Linked DNA regions of Mus musculus: region 1 is linked to region 2. Evidence: chromatin loops called from intact Hi-C (ENCODE). Cell type or tissue: left cerebral cortex. All regions are shown on one strand.

Region 1 (2,500 bases), 260 kb before region 2:
CAAACGCGTATATTCTCAAAGCGCAAGCAATCTTGATGGGAAAAAAATTTACTGTCTTGACCCTAAGGGTGTGTGGTTCAGTGGCAGGTCCCTTTTCAGGTGCCCAGTCATGGGTTTGGTCAACAAAAGTGTTGTTGTTGTTGTTGTTGTTGTTGTTGTTTTGCAACAACAATTTCTGTCTGCCCTGGCTGTCCTAGAGCACACTATGTAGACAGACTGGCCTCACAGAGATCCAATTACCTCTGCCTACTGAGTGCTGGGATTAAAGGGGTGCACCACCATGCCCAGCACACTGTTTTTTGGGTTTTGGTTTTTATTTATTTATTGTTTGTTTGTTTGTTTGTTTGTTTGTTATAGCCCTGGCTGTCCTGGAACTCACTTTGTTGACCAGGCTGCCCTTGAACTCAGAAATCTGCCTGCCTCTGTCTCCCGAGTGCCGGGATTAAAGGCGTGTGCCACCACACCCAGCTTTTGGTTTTTTTAAATACATGTGTGTGCACACTCGCATGCACCTTTATAATAAAAACAATGCATATTTAGTTTAGCCACAGGAATGGAGTAAATTCTCCATTACATATTACAACATGAGTATTGAAAACATAATATAAAGTGAAAGAGACCAAACAGGAGGCCATACAATTCCTCAACGAAGTTGTCCTAAAAAGCAGATCTAGAAAGCTAGAAAGGAGATTGGCTGGTGGTTGCTGGGCGGGAGGGTGAGGGTGAGGACCATGTGCTGATGGTCTTTTGGATGATGCAGACAGACCCTCTGCAGTTAGGAGGTGGTGATGGGTCTGAGAGCAGGAGACCCACTGAGCCCTGCTTTACTGTATATAAATTGTGTCTCAGTAAGAAGCCTACTGCATATTTATGTCACATACAAATTCACATTGCAAAAATGTTTAAAGTGAAAATCAAAGCACTGTGTCTGTCTCTCTCTGTAACTCCCTCCCCTGCCCTCCCCTGCCCTCCCCTGCCCTCCCCTGCCCTCCCCTGCCCTCCCCTCCCCTCCCCTGCCCTCCCCTCCCCTGCCCTCCCCTCCCCATGTGTGCTTACTTCTGGACTGAGGGCTGGGGTCCAGCATTGAACAAAAATCAAAGAGAGGGACCTTGCTTTGAGAGCAGACATGAGTTCAGTAGTTCCGGACGACCAATTTTATATCCTGACCAGAGTTGACAGGAGAAGCCTTCGCAGGAGAGCTGGAGGAGAGCAGTGGGGTCCTGGTGTAGTTTGGGGTAGAAGGAGTGTTCCTAAGTACTGACCCTCGGAGTAAGGACTGACCCTTGGTGTGTATAGAAACTGATCTGTGGAGTGGCCACTAGAGAGCGCCCTTCAGCTGGTTCTCAGGCCTTGGAGGCAGGAGGATCAAAGCAGCCAGATTGTTGATTGGTGCTCAGAACCATGAATCAGGGAGGTGACCAGGGCCAGGCCATGCAGGGCCAGCCTCGGAGTCCCTTACAAAGAAAATGATGACTTTTTTTTCCTGGGGAGCAGCAGGGAGCTGCTGTACCACCCAAAGCTGGGGAGAGTTTGTCTCAGAGATTGCATGGTGCTAGTGAGAGAACAGGTTTGGGGGTGTGTCCAGCATGTGGGTCTGTGTCCTCATAGGGTCTCAAGTAGGAATCAAGTGTCAGATGCCGGAACTTAAGGAGACAGTTCTCATTCAAGTCGACATAGTTCCTACCATGCTTTTACCCTCCCACCATTTTTAATTTCTTCATGGTTCATTAATGCTGGGGCCCAAAGTGGTCAATTTCATGGTCAGAAAATGGTATCTCCACATACTGAGTCCTCTTGAGTGGAAGGAAGCAGAGGCTGGAATGACCTTCTTTGCCTTTCAGAAGCCCCTGAATGTGACGGTGATCCGCAGAGGAGAGAAGCACCAGCTCAGACTGATTCCAACCCGCTGGGCAGGAAAAGGACTGCTGGGGTAATGCTGGGCTCTGCTTCCCATGCTCTCACACCCTGGCACCCACAGAGAGTGCGCTCAGATAGAGCTGGGGATGCTGGTACCCATAGAGAGTGTGCTCAGATAGAGCTGGGGATGCTGGTACCCATAGAGAGTGTGCTCAGATAGAGCTGAGGATGCTGGTACCCATAGAGAGTGTGCTCAGATAGAGCTGGGGATGCTGGCACCCATAGAGAGTGTGCTCAGATAGAGCTGAGGATGCTGGCACCCATAGAGAGTGTGCTCAGATAGAGCTGGGGATGCTGGTACCCATAGAGAGTGTGCTCAGATAGAGCTGGGGATGCTGGCACCCATAGAGAGTGTGCTCAGATAGAGCTGGGGATGCTGGCACCCATAGAGAGTGTGCTCAGATAGAGCTGAGGATGCTGGTACCCATAGAGAGTGTGCTCAGATAGAGCTGGGGATGCTGGTACCCATAGAGAGTGTGCTCAGATAGAGCTGGGGATGCTGGCACCCATAGAGAGTGTGCTCAGATAGAGCTGGGAATGCTGGTACCCATAGAGAGTGTGCTCAGATAGAGCTGAGGATGCT
Region 2 (2,500 bases):
CCTTCAGCGACCCTGTCTCAAAAACAGATCACCACCAATGAAAAGAAAAGAAAAGAAAAGAAAAGAAAAGAGCACTGGGGCTCAAACCTAGGGTTACAAAAAGTCCTCCAGAAATTGAGCTACAGCCTCAGTGTCTTTTTTCCCTTTTTCTTAACTTTTACATGATTTTGTGTGTTTATGTGTACACGTGGGCTGTGGCTTGCATGTGGAAGTCAGAGGGACAAGGGGGTCCTGGGGATTGAACTCAGCTCAAGTTGGCGGCAAAAAAAAAGCAGCCGATTTCTTTAATTTTCTTCTCTCTTTCCCTCTCTCTCTCTTTCCATCCCAAACGCATTACCCCCCCCCCCCCCGCACATCAAATCTCTGCAGGATTAGGGGGAACCTTGTGGGGGGACTGGTACCACAGTCAGGCTACAGCTTTAGGGGAGAGCCTCTGCTACATTTGTTGGGGGGACCTACATGGTGACTGAGATGCACTGTATGCTCGTTGGTTGGTGGCTCAGACTCAGAGCTCCCAGGGGTCCAGGTTAGGTGAGGCTGTTGGCCTTCCTGTGGGGTTCCTATCCCCAGCGGAAGCCTCAATCCTTCTGCGGAAGCTTCAATCCTTCTTCCAACTCTTCCCCAGGAGTCGTCGACCTCCGTCCAATATCTGGCTGTGGGTATCTGCATCTGCTCAGTCAGCTGCTGTGTAGAGCTCCTCAGGGGATGGTGTCAGGGATTGGTGCTTGCCCATGGGATGAGTCTCAAGTTGGCTGGTTGTTGGCCATTCCTTCAGTCTCTGCTCCATCTTTGTCCCTCCATTTCTTTTAGAAAGGACAGATTTGGGGTCAAAAGTTTTGTGGGTGGGCTGGTGTCCTTATGCTTCCACTGGGGGTCCTGCCTGGCTACAGGAGGTGGCCTCCTCAGGTTCCATCTGTTAGTCATCTTGAAAGCAGCTAATTTCTTTCGCAACTCACACAGTTGGGGCTTATTGAATCAATGTATTCTTGATTGCAATTAACATACTAGGGCTGGATCTCTTTCGGAATTCCTCTAGGTTGGAGAACAGGGCTTGAATTCCCGGATGAAGGAGGAGTACGTCCCGAGTCGGGGAGACCTGCAGGCCGTTTGTCCCTTAGTACTCATCTGCTCGCATTTATATCTTCTCAGATAGGTCGAAAACGGTGCCTCCAACCATGGAAAGCGGGTACCAGCCAGAGCCACTGTCGGTGGAGGTCCAGATCCAGCTGCACCAGTACCGCTCGGTGGAGGAAGCATTCCTTAGCTTGATTGACTAGCAGGGAGAATAAAGGCTGCTCTGCAGCCGGAGCTTGAGAGTTTGTGTGGCCACTAGGGGAAGGGGCACGGCGCTGGCAGCCCAACGGGCGTGGGAAAGAGAGCGTTGCAGTTGCCAACGAGCCACAAGTGCGTCCTGGATAGACTGCAAGGTGGGGCGGAGTCCATGGCTCCGCCCCCAACGCGAAGCCCCGCCCCTCCTCCCTGAAGAGCCTCGCGGTTGCTCCATTTTGGAGCTCCGCCCTCTCTTTGGGACCCTGCCCCTGAAGACCCGCCCAGCGGGGGGTTCCTCGCGCTCCCGGCGAGATACTGCCCGGCTTTTGTGTCGGTGCGCGGTCCCCAGGGGTACTTAGGTAGGTCTTTGAGGGCGGGGATGGGGTGGTGAGGTCGCGCGGCCTGTGGCGCCTGGATCCCGTTGCCGGGAAGGAACCGCGTTCTGCCGGTGCCTCTGCTGGAGGGCTTTCTGTTGCCCGCCCCTCTGTCGCACGTCTGGGCTCGGCGGTTGCCCGGACACACCGCGCTGTGGGCTCCGACCACCGCAGCCCTCTAGATTCGGGTTGAAAGGATGGAGCTACCTGGGCCCTTTCCCCAGAGCCCGAGGCTGCCGACACCCCGAGGGCGAGGGCGCGGAGAGAGGACCCGGTCCCGCGGGACAGTGATTGGGGTAGGGAAGTGGGCTTTTCCGGGACTTTGGGTGGGTGTGGGGTGCGGGACACCGGGTTACGGGACAAACCAGAGCCCCCCTCATCGAGTGGCCGGATGGCAGCGGACTTACCAAACCTGCAAACCCCGAGTAGTTACAACTCTGTGGTCACACCATCCCCGCGAGGCTGCTGTGACCCTAACTAAGCCTTGCAGCTTAAGAGCTTTCTTGTAGCTTCAGTCCCCTTCGCCCCTCCAGGTCTTTCAGCCAAACAAGAATCACATTAAAACCATGGGCGCCCATTTAATCCTCAACTGTACCCTCAGGTGTTGCTCCTGAGCCTTGCAGGGAGGGCATTCCAGGTTCCTCTTGATGAACAGCATTCTAGGCGCCATATGCGCTCCTCGTCTTGAGATTTATCTGCGTGGCTCCTACTTCAGCTCAGAGCGTGGATGTTCTCTCTGCCTGTCACTTTTTGTCCCCTTGCTTCATGCACTTGCATAGCTATCCCAGGGTCTTGTGGCCTTTCCTCAATCACTTCATCCTTAGCAACATCTGGTCTATCATGCCTACTAGGATGTC

Evidence for each region. Peaks named below come from ENCODE experiments on the same cell type or tissue, not always from the same donor. Only the 100,000 strongest peaks of a DNase experiment are listed, where the experiment ranks them.
Region 1: a loop joins it to region 2, with 6 times the contacts of the local background. A loop is called at or near these places in 6 of 42 quality-filtered maps.

What each region holds. Positions count from the first base shown.
Region 1 is chr5:123,244,353-123,246,852 of GRCm38, forward strand. Psmd9 (proteasome (prosome, macropain) 26S subunit, non-ATPase, 9) reads left to right here. Exons shown (of 6, transcript NM_026000.2): 5 at 1,842-1,930. Among named protein-coding and RNA genes, the nearest start is that of Wdr66, 8.2 kb to the right of the region's middle. In left cerebral cortex, a CTCF peak has its summit at 1,322 (motif pointing right); a DNase peak (open chromatin) is centred at 1,335.
Region 2 is chr5:123,506,892-123,509,391 of GRCm38, forward strand. It overlaps Lrrc43 (leucine rich repeat containing 43), which reads left to right. Exons shown (of 12, transcript NM_001033461.3): 12 at 1,150-1,314. The coding sequence ends at 1,277. It overlaps B3gnt4 (UDP-GlcNAc:betaGal beta-1,3-N-acetylglucosaminyltransferase 4), which reads left to right and starts at 1,591. Exons shown (of 2, transcript NM_001382854.1): 1 at 1,591-1,628. In left cerebral cortex, a CTCF peak has its summit at 1,318; DNase peaks (open chromatin) are centred at 1,442 and 2,235; H3K4me3 peaks cover 1,316 bases.